5 separate regions of the Homo sapiens genome follow, and all the other regions are linked to region 3. Evidence: chromatin contacts called from ENCODE Hi-C or POLR2A ChIA-PET data. All regions are on one chromosome and are shown on one strand. The core of a region is the stretch at or near the end of the contact, and the rest is flanking DNA. Distances in the headings are between cores, read along the strand shown.

The links. A loop is a pair of places that touch in the nucleus more often than their neighbours do. ChIA-PET counts read pairs that join two places held with the same protein, here RNA polymerase II (POLR2A). Pooled maps may share reads with other maps.
Region 1: a loop to region 3 is called in a pooled map, with 3 times the contacts of the local background. The contact joins two enhancer-like sites. A Hi-C loop is called at or near these places in 3 of 37 single-sample maps with no recorded cell type and 1 of 50 pooled maps. POLR2A ChIA-PET finds 5 or more read pairs at or near these places in 2 of 52 experiments (A673 and GM12878).
Region 2: a map with no recorded cell type shows a loop between it and region 3 (2.8-fold over the local background). The contact joins the promoter of LMAN1 here to the enhancer-like site in region 3. A Hi-C loop is called at or near these places in 1 of 37 single-sample maps with no recorded cell type and 2 of 50 pooled maps. POLR2A ChIA-PET finds 5 or more read pairs at or near these places in 1 of 52 experiments (activated B cell).
Region 4: a loop to region 3 is called in a pooled map, with 4 times the contacts of the local background. The contact joins the promoter of LINC03110 here to the enhancer-like site in region 3. A Hi-C loop is called at or near these places in 4 of 37 single-sample maps with no recorded cell type and 2 of 50 pooled maps.
Region 5: a map with no recorded cell type shows a loop between it and region 3 (2.5-fold over the local background). The contact joins two enhancer-like sites. A Hi-C loop is called at or near these places in 6 of 37 single-sample maps with no recorded cell type and 3 of 50 pooled maps. POLR2A ChIA-PET finds 5 or more read pairs at or near these places in 1 of 52 experiments (GM12878).

The regions. Positions count from the first base shown.
Region 1 is chr18:58,562,180-58,567,120 of GRCh38, reverse strand. The region is part of intron 4 of ALPK2 (alpha kinase 2); the gene reads left to right. ALPK2-AS1 (ALPK2 antisense RNA 1) reads right to left here. Exons shown (of 2, transcript NR_188108.1): 2 at 443-659. Among named protein-coding and RNA genes, the nearest start is that of ALPK2-AS1, 7.6 kb to the right of the region's middle. RefSeq lists enhancers at 4,302-4,431, 4,492-4,631. Within about 2 kb of position 1,865, at least 2 of the 41 ENCODE cell types and tissues checked have a DNase peak (open chromatin) inside an H3K27ac peak, as active enhancers do.
Region 2 is chr18:59,356,100-59,360,927 of GRCh38, reverse strand. LMAN1 (lectin, mannose binding 1) reads left to right here and starts at 1,663. Exons shown (of 13, transcript NM_005570.4): 1 at 1,663-1,897. The coding sequence starts at 1,684. RefSeq lists a silencer at 1,379-1,678 and enhancers at 1,709-1,898, 2,089-2,138, 2,149-2,248.
Region 3 is chr18:58,989,592-58,994,218 of GRCh38, reverse strand. No RefSeq gene overlaps it. Among named protein-coding and RNA genes, the nearest start is that of ZNF532, 130 kb to the right of the region's middle. Within about 2 kb of position 2,663, at least 9 of the 41 ENCODE cell types and tissues checked have a DNase peak (open chromatin) inside an H3K27ac peak, as active enhancers do.
Region 4 is chr18:58,655,151-58,660,066 of GRCh38, reverse strand. LINC03110 (long intergenic non-protein coding RNA 3110) reads right to left here and starts at 1,528. Exons shown (of 4, transcript NR_187442.1): 1 at 1,436-1,528; 2 at 54-204.
Region 5 is chr18:58,524,099-58,528,668 of GRCh38, reverse strand. The region is part of intron 6 of ALPK2 (alpha kinase 2); the gene reads left to right. Among named protein-coding and RNA genes, the nearest start is that of ALPK2-AS1, 31 kb to the left of the region's middle. RefSeq lists a silencer at 2,522-2,601. Within about 2 kb of position 2,613, at least 5 of the 41 ENCODE cell types and tissues checked have a DNase peak (open chromatin) inside an H3K27ac peak, as active enhancers do.

The DNA.
Region 1 (4,941 bases), core at 616-3,115, 430 kb after region 3:
AGCCACCGTGAAAAAATATGCAGGCCTGAACCTGCATTTTTAATATGCTGTCTGAGAAATAAATGCAGGCCTGAACCTGCATTTTTAATATGCTGTCTGAGAAATAAATGCAGGCCTGAACCTGCATTTTTAATATGCGGTCTGAGGATTCTCTTGGGCATTAAAGTTTGGAAACCATGGGCTCAGTTAGATGGATCTAGAGAGAGAATACTACAACTTTTAGAGGCATTTCTGTAAAGACTCACAGGAGTTTGGAAACAACAAGAAATTTAGGCTCCTCAAGTGTAACCTCCTTTGCCCTAAGAGGAAAAACAAAAACTCGTGACTGGAATTTTCTTCTGCTTTCTAGTTGGCTTGCTATAAACGCAGCTTGTTCTTCACCTGTCTGGGGAACTGAAATAAGTACAGATCCTGATTTATTGTAACTAATCCAAAACAGGTGTGCATTTTACAGCTGTGTTTTATTTTGAGGAGTAGTTCAGTGGCAGGAATTTGGGTGGCAGCAGGGGAGGCTGGTGAGAGGAGGGTCACTTGGCAATAAGGTGGGTTTTAGTCTCTGTAACAAATCTACTGCCTGCTGTTGGAGCTGAATGCGAGACATGGCCTCTGTTGGTCTTTGTTGGTCTTCTTTGGCTATGATAGAAGATGAATTTGCATCTCTGAAAGGAGATGGAAAAAGCATTGAACTAACCCAATCATATATCAAGACAAATGATAAAGCTGTGGTCATGAGATAGTGTGGGAGTTGCCGTACATAAGTAGATAAACCAAACTGAGGAAAGAGTACAGAATCCAATACTGGAATTTGGTTTATGGATAGAAATAGTCTTTCAACTTGTAGGGAAGAGACAAGTGCTTCAATGCTGACACAATTAGCCACCATATGGAAAAGATATCAGTACCTTACAATGGACCCCCAATAAACTGATGTTATTTGATCTCTGAGTTAAAATTTTTAAAAAACTATAAAGTACTGAAAAAATTTTTCAAAATGATTTTCATGATCTTGAGAGATATAAGATCTTCTTGGGAAAATAATAGGCCTGGTGCAGTGGCTCACGCCTATAATCCCAGCACTTTGGGAGCCCGAGGCAGGTGGATCATGAGGTCAGGAGTCCTAGACCAGCCTGGCCAATATGGTGAAATCCCATCTCTACTAAAAATACAAAAATTAGCCGGGGCGTGGTGGTGCACGCCTGTAGTCCCAGCTACTCGGGAGGCTGAGGCAGAAGAATTGCTTGAATCCGGGAGGCAGAGGTTGCACCACTGCACTCCAGCCTGGGTGACAGAGCAAGACTCCATCTCAAAAAAGAGAAAGAAAGGAAGAAAGGAAGAAAGAAAGAAAGAAAGGAAGGAAGGAAGGAAGGAAGGAAGGAAGGAAGGAAGGAACAAAAAAGAGAAATATCAATAATTTTGATTACATCAAATTAAAATTTTTCTATAGAACAAAAATACCACTAAGAAAATTAAAGTGATACACTTTTTATGTAGGACATTGTAATAGACAAAGATTAATTTCCAGGGTATATAAAAATCAAATAGATAAAACATCCGTAACAATTGAATTATTTTTAAAAGGTAAATATATACAAAGTTTATGGAAGAGATAAATGGTCAATAAATATGCAAGAAGTTGCTCAACCTTATGAGTAATTAGGAAAATACAAATTTTAAAGATATAACATCTTTCATCAGATAGATAAAAAAATTAAAAGTACAGTACCAAGCTGATATTATAAGGAAATGGGTACATTGCCAGTAAGATTAATTTGGCAAAATCTCTTTAAAAATCTCTTAAAATCTCTTAAAACTGAAAAGGGCATTAGCCATGATGCAGCAGTTTCACTTCTCAATATCGACTCTTGAGAGAAGCTTGCATGAAGGCCCAAGGAAGCATGTGACATCATGTGTGTTGTAGAATTATTTCTAAGGAAACGTTTCTAAGGAAATGTTCATGGGTAACTGGCTAAATAAAATGTGGCCTGCTCAAATGATGGATGCTTCAAAACAACATAGAATTAGAAAGGTACACTGAAGAATAATACATACAATACGATACAATTTATGCCCCCCAACCATTCCATAGTAGTATATGTTATTTGTATATACATATATAAACACATAAAATTATTTTTTAGATCTGGAAGAATACATTCAAATGATAGGATTAACTCTGGAGAGGGAAGCAAGGAACCTAACATTTGGAGGGGTGATTAATGTTTTTAAATGTTTAAGGAAATTATTTTTACTGATAATATTGAAAACTTTTAAAAAAATTTTTTTTAAAAAAGGAAGACATAAACTGGGAGCTAGATTTTAGTTCTGGTTCTGCCATTAACCAACTGTATATCCTTGGGTAATTTCCTTTCCTCTCTTTGGGCCTCTTTCCTCAGTGTAAACTGAAGGGGTCAAACATGAAGATCTGTTAATTTCCGAGGCAGTGAGGTCCTGTGAATCCCTAATTTTACATCAGCTGCCAAAATAAATATCAAACAAAGTGGAAGAGACTGTGGCTTTCATGGTAAGGAAAGTCTGTCTAAGCAAAAAGGAAAAAAAAAAAACCTGATGATGTAAGAATTTTGCACAAAAACCCCCACCATAAACTGATATTAAAAACAAATAAAAACTTAGAAAAGCACTTGTGATGTACAAAGAAAGTGATGTAAGAAAAGATGAATAGCTTAATAAAAAATGAACAGGGCCAGGTGTGGTGGGTCATGCCTGTAATCCCAGCACTTTGAGAGGCCGAGGTGGGCGAATCACCTGAGGTCGGGAGTTGGAGACCAGCCTGACCAACATGGAGAAACCCCATCTCTACTAAAAATACAAAATTAGCTGGGTGTGGTAGCGCATGTCTGTAATCCCAGCTATGTGGGAGGCTGAGGCAGGAGAATCGCTTGAACCAGGGAGGCAGAGGCTGCAGCGAGCTGAGATCGCACCACTGCACTCCAGCCTGGGCGACAAGAGCGAAACTCCATCTCAAAAAAAAAAAAAAAAGAACAAAGACATCAAATACGCAATTCATGAAATTCATCATAAACTTATCAACTCCATTCCTTTCTGCCTTCCTCCTTTCCTTCCTTTCTCAATTTTCAGAGATTGTTCTTAATGTGATGATACTTCATGCTAATAAGACTGTATGGAAACAGATTTTTCTCTTACACTGCTGGCAAGAGTGCAAATTAGTACAACCCTTCTGGATGTCAAATTGGTGATATTTACTAATCCTTTAACATGTAAATTTTGGCCCTGTAATTAGCCTAATAAAATTATCAGAAGTATAAATAGAGCCATCGGGACAAGAGTCTTTTCATTGTAGCATGGTTCACAATAATGAAACACTGAGAACAATCTAACAATGGAGGAATGGTAAAATATATTATGGTACAATATTCTTTGGACTATGCAGGCATTAAAAATCATGCCTTGAAAATATTTAAAGATATTTTTTAAATGCTTGGAAACAATTTACAAAGCAATATATATGTTGTTTCTTCCCTTGAGAAACTTACAGGTTCATGAGAGAAAGAGTAATCTCTTTGCCTGTGGTCACACCATTTGTTTATTGGCAGAACCAAAGCTACAGTCCTGGTCATTTTCTCAGCTTAATGCCCTTATACCTCACACCAATTCTAGCCTAAATGAGTCAGTCTCAAAGTCACTTCTTTCACTCTTACCTAAGGTAACTGACAATACATTTCATGGTTTTAAAAACAAAATGTCTCTGTTCCCCCTTTCTAGCTGTTTCACAACATGAGCTCCACTCTGTTTTACTGGAAAAATAGGATGCATATTATAATACTACAGCTTTTAAAAATCCTTTAAGAGACGAAAAGCCAGCAAGAGAATGTTTTTCTTTGATCACTGAGGGAATAGTGTGATCATGAGCAGATATTGAAAGTTAGATGCTAGATAGGAGCCCCTCAAAAGTCCAAGGGCTCTAAAAATGAGTGTTGTAAAAAAAATTGAGCCAATAGATATGGATATCATTTCCTTTCTTATATTTCTAGGACCATATATGGTAAGACTGTATTATATGAGCTGCCAAATTCCCCCAGGGGGAGCATCACTCTGTAATCCTAAGGTGCTATGGGCTAATGTTTGTAACCCCTAAAAATTTATATGTCCAAGTCCTAACCTCCAATGTGATACTATTAGCAGGTGGAGTCTGTGGGAAGTAATCGGGTTTAGATGAGGTCATGAGGCTGGGGCCCCATGACCAGATTAGAACCCTTGTAAGGAGAGACACCAGAGAGCTTGCTTCCTCTCTTCTTTCTGCCATCTGAGGACACAACGAGAAGGCAGCCACCTGCAAGTCAGGAAGAGAACCCTCACCAAGAACTCAATCAGCAGCACCTTGTCTTGGACTTCCCAGCTTCCATAACTAGAAGAAATAAATGTCTCTTATTTAAGCCACCCAATATACGGCCCTTTGTGATAGCAGCCTGAGCTGAGACATAAATTCACCCTCAGAAATTACATCCACAGCTCCAGGTAATTTGGGAGCCATTTGGTACATAAATGTAGTGAACCACTAAAGGGCATCCCTGTAGTCAAAAATAGCTTCCATGTGTACCTAATTTATACCAGAGGTTAGCCTATTCACTGGGAGGCTCTAGGTTCTTTTGAATGATGCTGATATTGTGCTTATGGCACGACACCAACTGACACTTCAGTAAGGCATTTTTCTGAAATGGAATTGTTACTTACCAAAAATAAGCAGTATGTCACAAATTACATCAGTCAGTTCTATAGTTAAAAAGACTGAAAATGAAACCATCTTGGAGGTAAATTTTTAGATCATCATCTCAACTTCTATAGGTCAAAAGTCTGCACTGATGGTAGAGAGAAACAGAAGTGTTGCCATCATCCACAAAATCATAACTGTTTATTGAATATTTGTGTGTTCCAAGTACTATATTAATGTCCAACATTTGGCAT
Region 2 (4,828 bases), core at 414-2,913, 370 kb before region 3:
CGTAATGAATTGAAAATACTTAATATACATAATGTTTAACATAAAACGGTTCTTAAGATTGAAGGCTTCAATGATAGAATGGCTGGAATTGAAACCTACCTCTGCCACTTACTGTGTGACATTGGGCAAATTATTTAATCTATGCTTCTGTTTCCTCATCTGTAAATGGAAATATTAATGGCATCTACCTTAGAGGGCTGCTGTCAGCATTCAATAAGTTAACATATGTTGAAGGCTTAGTGCAGTTACACACAGAAAGCACTCAGTAAGTGTTTGCCATTTTTATAACATTAATGTTTGTTTAACAAATATTTATGGAATCTTCACTCTGTGCAAGGCATAGAGCTGGTTGCCAGAGCAATGAGAGAACCAAAGAAAATAAAATGATTAAATCCTATGGGTTGAAAACCATGGAGAGTCCAGGGCAATGACGCACATACACCATACAGTGGATAAATGTTTGTTACTGCTGCTGCTGAGATAGCAGTAAGTATGGTACTTTCATTTAAATTACATCTCGAGACTAGCAGGCGGAAAGCCTTAAATCCATATTCAACTTGAAGGTTTTATTTGAGCACTAGAAAGAGATTTAACAGTAATGGCCCATGAATCCGAAGATGGGATTCAACTTCCAAAACTGGGAAGTTAATGAAAAATAAGTTTAAGTAATGCGGGTATTGAGTCCCTAGGGCTAGTGTGGCGTTCATGTAGCCCACACGAACAGAGCTAATAAAAAGCCATGTGTAAAAACAATATAAATCATACTGCTGTTTCTTGGACTTGAAAAACTCATCATGACACATTTTTGAAAAAACAAAACTTTGGATTACCATGAATATTTTGACGATATTTTTTCCTAAGCAAGGGAAAGAGGAGTCCCCTTTAAAATATAGAACGTATTCATTGAGTGGAAGACCGATCCTATATCAAATGTCCAGGTTCTACAGACGCCTGGGTCCATAGCACATTATCCCTCTCACCAAAACCAAACCAAACCAAAGTCAGTTTCATTTGAATGCACTCTTGCCATGGTTTCAAAATTTGGAAAGCTCTTGGAATTAAATTTTGAGATGTAAAGGCTGGCTGACAAATTCACAGAAACCCTCTTTCCGACACCAACTTATAAATCCTAAGGCATCCTACAACCCCGTGGGTGCTGGTTTCTAGTTTGCAACGCTCTAACATAGCTTGGTAGAGCTCAGTGGGCTGGGACCATAAGCATTCGGGATTGTGCCACTGAAAAACTGATGTCACATCAAAAGGAACACCTTTCTTCTAATATACTAAAAAGGTTTTGTACAGGCTGGGTCCAGAGGTCTTAGGGCTAGCCAATTCCTGCTCCCAGGTATTCTAAGAAGCCGGAGAAAGCTCCCTGCAGGTAAGGACCCATCGGCGCTTCCCGCACTCTGCCGCGCGGGAAGCGAAGGTTGGAGTCCTTTCCCCACCCCCGGAGGGTGGGCGGGGCCGAAGGACCGCACCGCCCCAGACCCGCCCCCTGCGCGTGGCCCCGCCCACAGCTGCTCCTGGCCGTGCGGCCGCGCGGAAAGCGGAGGCCGGGGGCGGGGCTCACCCCTTGCCCTTGGGGGTCCCCCGGGCTCTGCCAATCAGCGAGCGCCCTGTTGGCCATCCGCAGCCATCCGCGCCCCTCCCTCTCCCGCCCTCCTCCGCGTTCCAGAATCCAAGATGGCGGGATCCAGGCAAAGGGGTCTCCGGGCCAGAGTTCGGCCGCTGTTCTGCGCCTTGCTGCTGTCACTCGGTCGCTTCGTCCGGGGCGACGGCGTGGGAGGAGACCCCGCGGTCGCGTTGCCACATCGCCGTTTCGAGTACAAATACAGCTTCAAGGGGCCGCACCTGGTGCAGAGCGACGGGACCGTGCCCTTCTGGGCCCACGCGGGGAGTAAGCCGGAGCAGAGGGCTGGGGGCCGGGTTCCTCTCCCCCTTCTGCTGCCTCTTCGCCTTTCATCCGCGGCTACCCTGGTGTGCTGAGGTTCCCGTTCCAGCAGCTGCACACCATATGCGCTGTGGAGGGGACCCTCCTGGCAGCCCCTCCGCCGGGTCCCTCCTGGTTCGCACGGTTCCCTCCGCTTGTCCCCGAGTCTTTCCCTCACCCATTCTGTTCTCTCTCACCCGCCTGCTGTCTTCCCTTCTTTGATCTCGTCGGTACTTTCCGTTGGATCTAGAGGTGTTTGGTTACCTCCTACACTTCCTAGCACTCAAACTTGCTTCTAGGTATCATGTTTCACAACGCCACGTCTCTAGGAGAAATGTGCCCTACCCCCAGCCATCCCAACCTGAGACATGTTCTAGAAGCCCCCTTACTTCCTTTCCCGCTTCCACCCCCCACCCCCGATCCCCGATTTCTTTGCTCCGGTGTTAGCAATGGTTAATGCTTCGCTTGAACCCCATGCCCACTGACGGCTCCTGAGATGGCATATAGTAGTATTAGAGTAATTTTTTAAGTCTTTGTATGTCAGAAGACATTCTTATACTGTTGGAACTACACATTTTCCTCTCAGTGACTTGGTGTGGTCTTTGATCTTTTCTCTCGTAGTAACACATTATGTAACTTTTTAGGAGAAGGGATATATTTTTAGGGATTGATTGTTTCTGAACCTGAGACTAAGAATAGCATTACATTTTTAGCCCTTTAAAAAAATTGGAAGCATTGAAATAATCTTGGGTTCATATTTTATTCACTCTCTGTGTTTGGCACTTTTGTAGATAAGAGAGCCTTGCTAGAGCATTTACTTACGTGAAAGAAAACATATCTGCACTTTTTAGTGCTGATGTGTCACTGCTGACTAAGGAGTCAATCGTAGCACTTGGCATGACATAAGCTCTGTTCAGTGACCATCAGATATACCCGTTGAACAAGTGGCAAATGCCTTTATATGAGATGAGGAGCTCTGGCAGTTTGAATTCTATCTTTGTGTGTGATTAATCTTTTTTTTTTTTTTTTTTTTTACTATAAGGTTTAGGGTACATGTGCACAACGTGCAGGTTGGTTAGTATGTATACATTTGCCATGTTGGTGTGCTGCACCCATTAACTAGTCATTTAACATTAGGTATATCTCCTAATGCTATCCCTCCCACCTCCCCCATAAGTAATCTTTTATATAAGGTTTTTATACATCACTTTAGATTATCCAGTTCTTGAAACAAAATGTTTCATTTCTAGAAAGTAATTACTGAATAGGAAGCACCCTTTTAGGAAGCGCTATTTCTCTCAAATTAATGTGTAATTGAAAGGTATAGATTTTAATTTGACTTAATGACCAAGTCATTAAGTAGTTGAAGTAGAGTGCAGTTATTTCGTTACTCAGCAGTCATTTATTATGTGCCCATGCAGCAAGGGTATATTACTGGGCATTTGTTATCAAGGTATCTCTATTCTTGATACACAAAGGTGATGCAAATGATATCAAACACAAGTTTTTGGAGTTTTTGTTTCTATTTGTGGGATGATGAATTATTCAGTAGTGATGGATTTGTTCACACATTTTCACTTCTACACCTCTCCACTGCCTGCCTGTTCTTCTATCCCTTTTCTCTTTTTCTCACACTCACATACACTACATTAGCCAATTAGGAATGTTAATCAACTAGTCAAATCAGCTACCTTGACTTCCTTTACAGAGCCGGAACCAACTAATCTATTCTGCTGCAGAAATGTCAAGATAATGTACCAGTAAATTAAAGCCGTGTGGCTAGAATGAATTTGAAACAAAGTATTAGTATTTTAGCCATGATTTATCTGGCTACTGGCTCTGGGAATCTCTGCTATAGACATCCCTTGCTTTCATTGTCACTGTAGTTTTTGCATAAGCCTCACTGTAACTACATTGATCATTTTTTTCTTTTCGTTTTGCTCTGCAATTCATTACTTTAAAAAAAAAGTAGAGAAATTTAAGATCTAGTTTAAACACAGCCCTTTACCTTCAACCCCAAATTAAGACCAAATCTATGGTGTTTCTCTTTCTTAACTCTAATGTTCCTTTAGTACACTTAAGGCCATAAGGGCAAAAAATGATAATTTGTAACCCTTTATAGCTCTCAGAGTTCTTTCACTTTCATTCTCTGATTTGATCCTTAGTAGACAAGGCGGGTGTTATCTGTTTTATAGATGAAAAACTGATGTTCAGAAAGGTTAAGGTTTTTGAAAAAGGATACATAAGTAGTAAGTGTCAGTGAAGTTGAACTCAAATCTAGGTCTTCTGATTCTGTGTTCAGTCTCTTTCCATGATGCCCACACCCCATCCTTTGAATGTTTGTAAGTAACAGTGAACAGTGACTGATCCTACTAAAGTATCTCAGCTTTCCTTTTTGTCAACTTTTTTCTACCTGTAAAGTGAGATTACAGTTACAGTTGTATTTCCCAGCATGGGTTTCAGAATTAGTTAATATCTGAGAGCTAGAATTGTTCAAATTTTAAGTCTGATAGACCTTTAGTAATTACCTAGTCTAATAATAGGAGAAATAGCTAACATTTATTGAAACATTTAAAGCTACTTGTGTAGGCACTTAAATACCTATGAGGCTGTTCAAGAAATGGAGTAACTTGCCTACAGATCAAACAGCTAGTAAGTAGTAGAGCTGGGGCTTGAACCTAGCCTGGAGATGTAAACCACCGTTTTAGGGATCACTATTTTCTCTGAGAATCTTCTGAAGAATTGCTTTTTGAAGTTCAGTTGACCCTCTCCATGGAAGAATGTATATAAGTACAGTATTTTGCATATAACTTTTAGGGTGTTTATGGAAGTGATCGAGCCTAGCTCCTTCATTTTACAGGTAAACATATGGTGAATCCAAGAGAATAAGAGAATTAT
Region 3 (4,627 bases), core at 1,414-3,913:
AACAAAAATACAAAAAGGATTTTTTTTTTTTACCATTAATGTGTTGGTTATTATTAAACACCTCTGAAAGTGTTGTCTAATTGAAGTAGACAATGAAATTTCCATGTAAAAATGAAAGCATCCAACTTGGAATATGTAGATAAATCAACAACTTGTAGGAAGAAGGAAACCGAATTTGGTGCCAGAAACCAGGGTTTAAGTCCTGGCTCTTACAGAAGCAGGTTCAATTTCCCTATCTGTAAAATTATGAACTCAGCCTACTTCACACAGTTGCATTGTAGTATGAACTTAAAGCTCATGATACAGAAACATTTATAGAATCCCGAGTCCTAAATAAATGTTTGTTAGCATTAGAGCTCCCACTGCCAAGTTGCTTTTTGGGTTTTGTTTTGCTTAACCATCTTTCTACCTTAGAAAAGGGTGAGAGAGGGGATTGAAAAAACTAGAGGTTTAGATAATTTGAATGCAGTCTGCTGGTTTCAAATCCACAGTTTGAATCAATGGTGGAAAGAAGATTCAGAGGGGAAAAAAAAAAACAACTTTTAAAAATACAAATAAAACAATATAGTGTAACAAGTTCTTATATCGTATTAGGTGTTGTACGTACTGTAGAGATGATTTAAAGTATAGAGGGGAATGTAGATTATATGCAAATACTAGACCATTTTATATCCAGGAATATCAGTGGATTTTGGTATCCACAGGAAGTGGTTCTGGAACTTTTCCACTGCCAATACCAAGGGAAGTCTGTATGAATGATTAAACAGAAAAATCTCTGAAACTTGGATTTATTCCCGGGTTAGTTGCTGATGTCATGTAGTCACTGAAAGTAAGAATGACATTGCTTTTAGAATTCAGCATTAAATACTTCATCTTTTTTCAAGTGGAGAAAAAATATAATGAGCAGAACCCACCTCCACATTTTAATCATTAGGAATAAAAACCACTTACGATGGTTTAAAAATACTACCTAAATAAAAAAGAAAAAGAGGATCTTACTTCTGGGTAATTAATAGCTCAAGATCCTTCTGTTTGTCCCAACCCCTAAGAAAAAAAAAATTATGACTAATCAAGGCTCAAGGAAGCTCAGTCATTTTACAAAAATATTTTAGGTACCTGTTTTGTTTTTTGTTTTTTGTTTTTTGCAAGCAGTTTGCTGGGCATAAAAATAGGACATGAAAATAAATAATGCCTTCGTTTCCTGAAAGCAGGCCTCTAACGTTTCCGGAAGCAGCAGCAATCAACCGGCTGGTGCTATTATTTATGACACGGTCACTTTATTCAAGTAACTATTAAAAAGGAAAGGGCATTCGGGCTCCCATCACTTGGCAATGGGTTTGAGAAAACAAGGATCAGTTTTGACTGTCCAGAATAAGGATCAAAGGGGAAAATATAACTAATACCCACTGCTCTCAGGCCGCAAAAGGAAGAATGCCTCTTGCAATGAGAGGAAATGGCAGTTTCAGATTAGAAAGCAAGCAGAGAGTTCATGGAAAATCTTAGAACATTCTTCCAGGGGATGGCAGACACTTAGCACATAAGCATATCATGTCAGGCAGTGATAAGTGCCAGGGAGAAAAATAATGGGAAGCGGAGATGGAGAGTGGCAAAGCAGGTGTGTGCTCAGTGGGGTGGGCACATTTCAGTAAGGGAATTGGGGAAGGCTCTCCAGGCGGGGGACTTCTGCATGGACCGGATGTGAAACATGTGAAAAACCCTCATGAGAACTGGGGAAAGAGCATTCCACGAGAAGGAAGAGCATGTGCCAAGGTCCTGTAACAGGAATATGAATCGTGGATAGGAACGAAAAGGAGTGACATGGGAGTAGGGGGAAGTGATAGGAGGTGAGGTTAGATATGGTGACGGGAGCAGGGAGGTCTTCCGGGGCTGGTCTTATAGCAATTGAAAGGCACTCGCTTCCATTTATTTTGGTCTCTTCTGAAACAACAGAGACTGGCATGTTGTTTAGCTGGTGTCTTATTCAGAGGGAACCAAGAGTCTAAACTTTAGGTTCTCCCCATGATGTTGGCACTGCTTGTGTCCAAGACATTCAGTAGTTCCTTAAAGACAAACTGACTTCCCTCACCTTGACAAACAGTTCACAAGTCTACTCTCAATTCAGAGTCACCACGGCCATTGCCACTATGCTGCCATCACGCCACCAGACAAATGGTGTTGAACTGGCCCGCTCCTTTGTATCACCTACTGAAGAGTCGAGCAGGAGCATAGTTTTGGTCATCCCGTGCCTGAAGTTAGGCTGCTGGGAGTCAGGGTGAGTGACCTTCTGGATTCTGCAGTGGGAGGTAAGATCTATCTCTTGCCAAGATTCATACAATGGCAGGTACCCCCAACACTGGAAAGGGAAGTTCAGGTGCTGAACTGGCAAAGTAGAGACATTCATTACTCCTGCTTACAGATGCATCTGTTTCCACCTTGGAAAGGGTGGAAGATGTTGCTCTACTTCCCGTTAACTCTTGTCAACATCACACCATCCTCTCTGATCAGCGGACCTGTGCCTACCTTGTTCTTTTTTAAAAAACAAATAGCATTTGTTCTCCAAAAATAACCAATCCAATTAAGCATGACATGACCTGAAGGTCAGGAAATGACTCATGGACTCAGGGGCGAAACCCACACTTTCTGGAACTGAGTTGGACTTGGAGGTGTGCTATGGTGGACTCTAATTATAGAACTCCCCCGGGTGAAAACATGGTCTTGCCAAGGATTGTATTTGCAAATAGATCTGCCATGGTCATGTAATGTACAGTTCTAACTATAAGAAAAGCTCAAGGATAAAGCAGCTTGCAATAAAATAGCACAGCAAATTTAATAATCAGTTCCCTTAAATACTGGGAAACATTATAAATAGCGCTACGTGATGAGTCAGAACTAACCTCATAAATTGAATTTAGAAACTGGTAAGGAATATCTTCTGGGAAATGTGATTCTGTTTCCTTGCATAAAAATAACCACTAGGGAAAAGGTATAATTCCAGGAGAAACCTGGCAAGGTAATTAGAAAGGGTAAATGTAGAATCTGAAGTACCGTATTCCATTGGAGAGCCTGCCTGTAGGGGACAAAATGCATGTTGACAAAACAGGCATAGAACACGCACTCCTGAAAGTGCATGCCACGTGTCAGTGATCATTATAACCTCCCACTCGGAAACCCAGATCCTTCATCCACCCTTCTTTGTCCTGTTTTGTGCCCAACACACGGACATCTATAGACTATTACTGTGGCTGCCTTGTCATCTAGCTTGTATTTAGCTTTGGCAGGTGGGAGGTGCGGGCAGGAAATCTTTGAGTGTGATGAGAGGGCCTCCTGGTGATTCCGCTCCCCACACCTTCCTGGCTTCACTGTGGCTCTGGCAGTGGCTCTTCCTGAGTGCCCTTTTCCCACAGCTCCAGCTTCCACCCCTACTCAGGCTTCTCAGGCCTTGTTCCAGCACACAGCTCTGTGTATAGTCCCTTCCTTAATTTCTTGAAAGTTAAACCTTTTGCAGTGTGCTGCACTGCATTCTGCTGGGACCTTAATTGAAACAGGATCTAGGGTACCCCCAAATCTAGATTTCCAAAGAAGGCAGCAAATATAAATGAGCAAATGCCTAGAAAAATGTAGGCTAAGATCATTAAAGTTTTATCCAATGTATTGAATCGTTACTAAAACATTCAAAATCCATTGGGACTGTGAAGAAAAAATGGATGTGAAAAGAAAATACTCTGAAAAGACTGAGAGTAGCCTAGTCTCAAATTCAGCCTTATACTCAAACCATGTGAACTGAGGCTGGGCTGTTCAGAATGGGTTGATTGGGGGTAACAGTGACTATAGAATGACAACTGGCTACTCCAGAAACTTCTAGTAGCATGAAGAGAGACTTTTCACAGAAATATGGGCATTTCTTGCTATAAATTTCCCTCTTGGAATGGCTTCTGCTGCATCCCATAGGTGTTTGGTACATAGTTGCTATTTGTCTCAAGATTTTTTTGATTTTCTTTTTTATTTCTTCTTTGACCCATGTTGTTTAATTTCTACTTATTTGTGAATTTTCCAAGATTTCTCCTGTTACTGATTTCAAGTTTCACACCATTGTGGTCAGAAAAGATACTTAAGGTAATTTTGATCCCCTGAAATTTGTTTAGATTTGTATTGCAGCCAAACATATGATCCATCCTGGAGAAAGTTCTGTGTGTACTTGAGAAAAATGTGTATCCTGTTGCTGTTGGATGGGATGTTCTGTATATGTCTGTCAGGTCATAAAGTGTAGTTCAAGTCCAATGTTTCCTTATTAATTTTCTGTCTGGATGGTAATCCATTATTGAAAGTGGGGTATTGATGTCCCCTACTATTATTGTATTATAGTTTCTATCTCCCTTCAGATCTATTAATATTTGCTTTATATATTTAGGTGCTTCATTCAATGTTGGATACATTTATAATTATTGTATCCTCTTGATGAATTGACCCTTTCATTGTTATATAATGTCCTTTGTCTCTTTTATTGCTTCTGACTTAAAGTTGCTTTGTCTGATGTAGGTATAGCTACCCTCTGCTCTCTTCTGGTTCCATTTGCATACAGTATCTTCTCATTCCTTCATTTTCAGTCTATGTGCATCCTTAAGAGAGT
Region 4 (4,916 bases), core at 279-2,778, 330 kb after region 3:
TTTGCAGGTAAGCACACTCAGGTAGAAAGGTGGTTAAATACTGTATTACATACCTCCAAGGATGACCTGTTCTCAGTCCTCTGGGATTTCTGATAGAGGGAGTTTAGCAGACTCTTCACAAACTGTTAGGTGCCAAGAATTGATTCAAAGCTCCTGATCACTGGGCTGTTCATTCAGAGTGTGGGAGTTCCTTGGTGTGGTACACTGTAGACACATTTAAACAGAGGGCAGCGTGGACTGGATGTTCTCTGAGGTCCCTTTACTTCCGAGGTTCTAAGTAGTAAGGGACTTTGGATAAGGGAGAAACTTAAAAAAGTTACAGTGGCTGAAGAAAGCCTAAGAGAAAAGTAGGGGCCTAAATTGTACCTGAAGGCTGGGCAGAGTTGGAAGGACATATTAGTTCCTCCAGACAGGAGAACATATGATCAAAGACTACCTGTGGACAATTATCACAGATCAAAGACTAGCTGGGGACAATGATCACAGTGACTGCAGGATGGTGGAATACTTATGAAGCAAATAATATGTAAATAAGATTTATTTGTGTCAGGGAGGGGGCAGCATTTAAATAACCGGCAGTTGAAAATTGTACCATATTAGTTATATGTCTAAAATTAGATGTTCAGAATAAACAGCTATTTCAGAAGAATGGACACAGTATTAAATTAAAATACAAGTAAGATTTATTTGTTGGAGGAAGTGGGAGAGGAAGGTACATGTTCAGTTGACTCAACAGTTTAAATCATACCTAAGACATTTACATATCAGCTATATGCTAATCCTTATATGATAATTAGTAATTAAATTCATTTTGCAAAAACATCAGTGAAAGCTTTGCTGTGAAACAGTTTTGTAGGAGGCTAGTTGAAATTATTGTTAAATGCCTATTTGAAAGGGCAATTAGTTAGACTATTCTGTAGTTCAAGCTTTTCACTAAGTGACTTAGTGAGTTATACTTAATGAAGTTCTGTTATATATAGATCAGAGGTCCGAAGCTCTTGGAAATTCTTATATTTTAATAAAGTAAGCAGTCAAGAACTGTTTAATGATAATAAGAGTAGCTTGACACAGATACATATTTAGTCACCTGTTTAACAATCACAGAATATCAACCCTAAAGAGCACCTTAGCTGACCTAGGCCAAGACCTTCAGCATCAGACAGTCTTGTAGCCTGGAGAGATTTTTCTCTGTCTCTTCCTAAACCTCTACTATAGTGGTTCTTAAAGTGTGGTCCTGCCTCAGCAACATCAGGGACCTTTTGAAAAATGTAAATTCTGGCTGGGTGTGGTGGCTCACACCTGTAATCCCAGCACTTTGGGAGGCTGAGGTGGGCTGATCACTTGAGGTCAGGAGTTTGAGACCAGCCTGGCCAACATGACGAAACCCTGTCTCTACCAAAAATATAAAAAATTAGCCGGGTATGGCAGCACGCACCTGTAATCCCAGCTACTTGGGAGGCTGAGCCAGGAGAATTGCTTGAACCCGGCAGGCAGAGGTTGCAGTGAGTCGAGATCTTGCCACTGTACTCCAGCCTGGGTGACAGAGCGAGACTCCATCTCAAAAAAAAAAAAAAAAAAAAAGAGTTAAAAACATGCAAATTCTTAGGCCCCACCTCTGATCCCCTGATCGACTGAATCGAAACTCTGGGGTGGACCCAACAATATGTAGCTTAGTAAGCCCTCCAGGTGATCCTGATCCACACTGGGGTTTGAGAACTGTTTCCCCACACTACAGCTTCAAAATATCTTGAGGAAATAACTTCTCTTAGATCACTCTTAGCCACACAGAGAAATACTTCCTGTTTTATGTCTAAATTTATCTTCCTAAAGCTTTGAAGGGTGGAGCACACTATCTTCAGAAGTGTAGATACTTTTTTCACATTCCTTTATGGGCAACATGCTAGGGTGCATCTCAGCAGAAGGGTGGCCAAGCCTGGGAGGGGATGAAGACAGAGCTGGCACTAAGCAGGGACATGGGGAAACAAGGGCTGATCTTAGCCATTATTTGATTATTTGATAATCCAAGATTCACTCCAAAGAGGAGCACAGCATAGTCTGGTTCAGCACCTGGGTTTTTAAGACTAATAACACTGAGTCAGAGATTCACAAGGTTGTGGGGGGAATCTTTGGACCTAGGTAGTAGAGATAAAATGACGGGAATCATCTATACTGGCCAACATTGTTCTAGAAATTGTCTGAATAAAGCATAACAGAATAGAGAAGGGTCCAACCCTCTGGGGATATAGCATTGACAAGGAAAAAATGACCTCAGATGACTGGCTGCAATTTAGGGCAGGATTCTACTGCTCCCCTCCCCCTCATTTCTGCCAACCCAGCATTAGCTAAGAAATCCAGGGATCCAGGATGTACAAGTAATGAGGGCGGAAGGAGCACATAGGTGGTCCAACTGTGCTGCTGAGGTCTTCCCAGCACTGTTTGGGATCTGTTCCAGAGAAGGGAAGGACTGTGCAGATAGCTGGTGGCTACTGCTTTGTCTGCCTAGAGTGGAGTAGCACTCTGTTCTCAGGAATACTGCTTTCCACAGTGTGGTTTAATGGGATCCCCCAGTTTCTGACTGATCTGCTTCCCTAACTCAGTGATTGGCTACAGATAGGCATGTTCCCCAAATTCAGTCCTGAGACTTCTGACCTTCAACCAGATGGAAGATCTTGGGTTTGCTCAGGTGGCAAACCTGTGAGGTATGAGTCTGAGCTGTTCGGTGGCCATGTCCCACAGGCTGTGCAGAAGAAGCCAGTCTGTGGTGGGAGAGAGTGGCTGGTGCACTGAGAGAAGCAGAAACAAGAGACAGAGAAAGGGCGGGTGGTGTTCCAGTCCCAGGTGTGGTCAGTCCTGAGGTCCAGCTCATACCCACCTTTCCTGCAGTTCAGTTGGGTGAGCCTACAAATCTCCCTTTTCTGCCTAAGCCAAATTGTTCCTGTGGATACAGTGTCTAACTTCTTGTCATCTTTCTGAAGATGCTTTAACTGGCAAAGCATCCATCAGGGTTTTATTTTGGTTTTAGAGGTAATAATGATTATTTTATTTTATTTTCCCAGTGGATAAACAATCATCCTATGCTATTTTTTTATTGTGATGAAATATACAATACATAAGATTTTCCATTTTAACATTTTTTAGCGTGCAATTTAGTGGCATTAAGTACATTCACATTGTTGTGACATCACCATTCATCTCCAGAACTTTTTCATCTTCCCCAACTGAAACTCTATACCCATTAAACAATACCTCCCCATCTCAGGCAACCACCAGAGGATTTCTAGTCAAAAGTAGAATGGTGGTTTTATTTGCATTCTAATACTTCCCTGAGAACAGTTCTTGAGGCCTTTGAGACATTGGGCAGATTAACTTCAGGAGAGAGATGAGACTCCTAGGTTCCTTCCCATGGCTACACTTTTCCAATTGAAATTCACCAACTACTTTTCTATCTCGCCTCAGTAGTGTGAGCAACCTTAAGTTAAACAGGCAGGACTTGGAGGGTCTAATTATAATGCAATTTTACTTTTAACTCCCACTATTGCTTTAAATGTATTCTGTGGAATTAGTCTTTGTCCCACCCTCGATTAAATTTGGGACAATATGACTATTCCATTTATTCATGTGCAATAAAAAGGTCTTGCAATTAGTAATTAAAATGTCCAATCTTGGGTAATCATCACATAATCAAATCTAGGAGGCTCCTCCTTTCCCGAGCTCAGATGAGAAGCCTGCAGTGAGGAAGGAAGGAGGTAGGCTGTTTCCATGTGATTCCATCTAATGCTTTTACCTTTTTTTTTTCTTTCTGAGACGGAGTTTCACTCTTTTTGCCCAGGCTGGAGTGCAATGGTGCCATCTTGGCTCACTGCAACCTCCACCTCCCAGGTTCAAGTGATTCTCCTGCCTCAGCCTCCCAAGTAGCTGGGATTACAGGTGCCTGCCACCACGCCCGGCTAATTTTTTGTATTTTTAGTAGAGACGGGGTTTCACCATGTTGGCCAGGATGGTCTCGATCTCTTGACCTCGTGATCCGCCCACCTTGGCCTCCCAAAGTGCTGGGATTACAGGCATGAGCCACCACGCCCGGCCTGCTTTTACCTTTTCTTCTGCAGTTTGCCAAGTGTGGTTTCTGACCCTGCAAGCATAAACTGCAGGAAGGGAGAAGAGGTATGGGGTACAAGGAATGCTTACCTGGCTGGTACTGTTATGTTGAGCTAACAGGGGGCTCTAGAAACTTGGCAGATGTTTAGAGCTCTCTGGTGGCCATATTAATAGACACTTCTTCAAAGACCCAACCCTCATCACTGGGTATCTCTCGTTCCTAATTTCCCTAGCTGGGGCAAGTACAGCTCTATTTTGGATGGCCATTTCCTTCTTCTTCAGCTCTTAGGAACTTTAGATTATTTATGGCTTACCCTACTGAGGTTTTGCTGCCCCTCTAGGTAACCCCCAGAACAAGACCTAAATTGATCCTTTGTGCTAGCTCTTGCTTGCATGAGGCCCCCAAAGGGATTAACAGCCCACCAAAGTGGCATTAAAATTACTTCATAATGAAAACATGTGAACAATTAGCAGCCACAGAAAAATATTAAACTTAAGCAGAACCTGTCAGTCAAGAGTTTTGTGTCCTGCCAGAAGCTGACTTCATAAATCAAGGAGAAATAAACTCCTTCCCAGACAAGCAAATGCTGAGGGAATTTGTCACCACTAGATCAGCTGTACAGGAAATGCTCAAAGGGGTCTTAAACATGGAAGTGAAAGGTTAATTTTCACCATTATGAAAACACACAGAAATATAAAAGACACACAGAACTAAATGAAATAGAGATTTAAAAATACGAAGGACTGTTGAAATGAAAAGCGGTTCTTTGAAAAGGTAAACAAAAATGATAAACCACTAGCTAGACTAACAAAGAAGAGAG
Region 5 (4,570 bases), core at 1,364-3,863, 470 kb after region 3:
GAATAAAAACAACAACAACAGCAATCTATGAGGTTACAGAAAAGTAACAGCTATTGAGGGTGACCAGCAGCCATCACTAAGATGGGAAAACCTGTTTATTTCTGGGTCCCTATGATTTTTATTTTTATTTTTGAGACAAGGTGCTACTCCCATCTCCCAGGCTGGAGTATAGTGGTGCAATCACGGCTCACTGCAGCCTCCACCTCCTGGGCTTAAGTGATCCTCCCACCTCAGCCTCCCGAGTACCTAGGATTACTGGAGCACACCACCATGCTTGGCTAATTTTCTTTTGTATTTTTAGTAGAGACAGGGTTTTGCCACATTGCCCAGGCTGGTCTTGAACTCCTGGCCTCAAGTGATCCACCTGCCTCAGCCTCCCAAAGTGCTGGGATTACAGGAGTGACCCACTGCGTCCAGCCATGTCCTTAAGATAATAAAGGAGAGAAGAATGAGGAGGCAAGAGATGAGCGTGAGAATCATTGCCAAGAATATCCCCTGTGGAATAAACCTGATTACTGGCTTCCTTAAGCAGCTTTTCTTGGCAATAAATGCTTGTTCAAGTGAACTGATGAATTCAAGCTTCATCTGACACAATCTAGAAACAAATCACCTGGTTCAAAAGTCAACCCTCTGCCAAAGGGTTCCCAGTTTAGCTCCCTAAGAAATGGGAGGGGTTCCAATCCCCTTAATTTTGTCACCAGTAGACTGAAAAAGTGAGAAAATCTGAGTTTTCTGTTTAATTAAATCATATATGTCTGCTTGGAACATATGTCTGGAAACTATTTCTCAAATGTAATCATGGAATACTTGAGCTATGATTTCATTTCTACTAACATCACTCCAGAGCATCTAACTGGATTGTAATTGATAGCATAACCACTTTGCCTAAAATGTCACCATTACCCTGCCTGTCTTAGGTATGGCTTAAGAATTATTATAAAGGAAAAGAAATGGTTTGCTTTTTAAGTCAAGGAGGTTCCCTAGAGCTTCACTTAAAAAGGTACTAATTATTCATTTTAAATTATTTTCTGAAGCTGTCAGCCAAGAGCAATTAACCAGTATTTTCACTGTTTTTCCATTCATCAGCCTTGCTCTGAGCTCAGAATTACCACTTGAATATTTGCGGGTCCCTTTTCCATTTGATGTGTATTTACGATAAACCTAACCTTCCCCTGGGGAGCATATGTCATTAGTAAGCATTCTACTTACTGATGACGCGTGGCTAAGGCCTTTGATTCCTAGTGATGTTTGCTTCATTTCTCCTTGGTGACAGTGTCTGGCTTAGTTGAACCCATTTGCTTTCTCCATGCTAACACTTGAGAATATTTAAGAGTTATAATTCATTTGTTTATTGAGAGATCATTTATATTATTTCAAGTGGGTTTTCAAATGTTTGCTAATTTCTCTCATGCCTACTTCCAGTCCAGCGTTTCCCTTCATTTGTGCCTCCATGAAATATGTCACTGTCTTGTATCATTTTCAAAGAGTTGAAATCTCTCAAATATAATATGAACGTGGAGCAAAGGTCTTCTTGAACTTACTAAATCATGAGGGAACCTGTACAATGGCAAGAGTTGTTCAAAGGAGCATTTGAGGAATGAAGATTTAGATAGTCCATCAGGCAAAGGAATGCGGAAATACATTTTGAAATAGATATAAAACTGGTTAATGTTTGACAGGTAATAAACTTTGGGAGTTATCTTTTCTACTGCACAGAAACCTAAAAGTTAACCTGTAACTTAAAGTGTCTGAGTGGGTTCTGTGTAAATGGGAAATAGCAAAGCATTCTCTTTCACTAGATCATCCTCAATGATCCTGTTGAACAATGACTGTGATCCTCTTCCTTTGTCCGCAAGTTTTGGGTACTTTCCTTAACAGGCTAAAGCGTGGAAATTAGGTGTCAGAAGACTTTCTTGTGGGTAGGGCAAGACTAATATACTTCGAAGAAACCAAGAAGAAGAAAGTGGTAGCTTGGTTTGAGTCTCTGTGTAGCAGTGGCATGTCTTGGCTTCATGGAGACCTCAAGGTGGCACCCTCTGGTGCTATTTGGCCATCAGTACCTTCTTGGTAACCAGGAACCCATTCTCCACTCTGGGGAGAGAGGTCCTTCTGAGTTCCCTGGGCTTTTGAAAGGGCAGCTGTCCACGTAGAGCGGCCCTACTGATAGCTGAGCAAGGTCATGGAGCACAGGTCATGTTGTTCCCGCTGGGAACCAGTGGATGAGGAGCTGGCTGCTGGGATGGGAGGATCTCCTTGGATGGCCCTGGGAGAAACAACCCGAGGACTTCTCAGCCCAGACTGAGTGGTGGGTGGGGGTGCTGCCAAGCCCTGGCTCCTTAGGGCTGGTGATGGATGATGGGATCTCTCAGAGAAGTCCCCATGCTAAGTACCCTCTCCCTGCAGCCAACTTCACTCTTTGTGTTCTTCTGATCACACTCTGGACATGGGCTTCTTTTGCATTTGTCTGCACAGCTAATCACCACTGCTGTTCTGCTGTCTGTAGCCATTTCCTAAGGTAAAAAGATTTGTCCCTTACAGGGTAAGAGGATATGAAACTGAACTTACCCTCTTGGTTAAAAAAGGCACAAGATCACTTGTTACTGCTTTCTACAGCTGTATTGGTATTTTCTGTTTGTCCATTTCCTCCCAGACTAGAAGACCCTCAAGGGCAAGGACTGTGCCTTTTTTTTTTTTTTTTTTTCTTTTTCATCATTGAATCCCCCAGTACTAAGCACAGAGCAGATACTCCACAAATGTTGGATAGAACTCTTTGGGACTTCCGAGGTAGTTTTGTATCATGGAGAAAGCACACTAATACTACTGTTCCCCACTAATACTACTGCTCACCACGAAGTAATGACTCGTGACCACGCTCAAGACTGGGCTTTTCGCTGAAGCTTCACACGCCGGTGTCATGACACGTTACTCCTCATGACACATCTGAGCGGTGATCTTGCTCATTCTGCTTTCACAGAGGAGGAAATTGAGGGTGACAGGCTACATAGCACACCTGAGGTCGGCCTCAGGGTTGGGATCCAGACCTTTCTGACTCCTACATGTATTCCTTCTAGAAGAAAGCCTTGGGTGGGGACCATGGGCCAAGCCAGGAAAAACGGTCTTCGTGGTTCTGGGCCAAGTATCAGAGAATTTCTAGGCTGGAAGGAAGATGTTCACAGGACAGTTCTAGTTCAGCCCCCAGCCCTTCGGGTAGCCCTTGCCTTCCCCTTTCAATGACAGAAAGGCTGTGCCAATCCTAGAGCCTTGGAGAAGGACTTTCCACAAGCCTCCTCTGTGGCCCACTCTGTGTTTTACTGCCCTGTCCGGAAGTCTTCCCCTTATAACTGGACTTGTTCACATCCAGTTTTAACCATACAGTGGGATATGTTCAGAGACCCCAGGAATGAAGGAAGTAGAATGGTTTAGTGAACTTTGTTTTAAGCCACTGGTATATTCCAGGGAAGGAATGTATATATTGGAGGCTTGAAGTCTATTGAAAAACCAACCAATAATGAACACTGTTTTTGAACATGCAACTGAGACAAACTCAAGCTAGGTGAATTTTTGTTGTTAAACTATGAAACGAACCCAAGCTAAAATGTACACCACACACATGTATACACATACATACACAGAATCTTGGTGAATGTTTAAACAAAGTTCATTTTAAAGAACAAAACCAGAACAACGTCTGAATATCCTTTTTTTTTTTTTTTTTTTGCTGTAGAGTAAGTTTTTTGTTTGAGACTTTGGAATAAATATGTGGCTCTCCCTATGTTTCAAATTATCCCAGACTTGAGGGCGGGAACCATAATTTACTTGGGGAGGCAGCTTAATGAAGTCAAAATCATTTGCTTAAATTTTTCTATGCCTCAGTTTCCTCATCTGCAAACTGAGAATAGTAAACATAGTTCTCTCATTAGGTTGTTCTGAGGGCATCATGAAATTGATCTTTATGTGATTTGGCACAATGCCTGGTACATACCAAATGCTCAGTGCACATTAGCTATTGGCATCATCATCACTGTCATCATCACCACCAATATGACCACCACCACCAGTTTTAGTTTTCATAGCACAGTGACCGGAACTTAATAATTTTGGGTGAGTGAATGGTTCGATGGTTGGTACCTCACTAGGGGAGTACAGGACACTATTACAAAGGGGCCCTCAGTCACGAATCCTTATGTAGCATAAAGCTAAGAACCCCGTTTTCTCTTGTCCCTTATTGTATCTGTATAAGTTTGGGTTTGGAGTTATCAGACTTTCCTTCAAGCACAGGACACCCGGATTAGTCACATAATTGAGCTGAATTCTGAGCAGAAATGTTAACAACAGCTCCCAGAATTCACAATTTCAATTCTTTGCTCTACTCATGGCAGTTAAACCTACTGCTTATTGGAGTGAGCGTGTTAGCCAAAATGTAATGACTCTCCTCTGTGGATAAATCAATTATTTAAACAGCTGATCGTGATTTTGCCCTTTGGGCAGCTCACTGGCTGAAAACATGTGAGCAGGGAAGTCTTAGCTTCTTTCTCCTTAAGTATATTAGGAAAAAATGCAACTGTAGAAT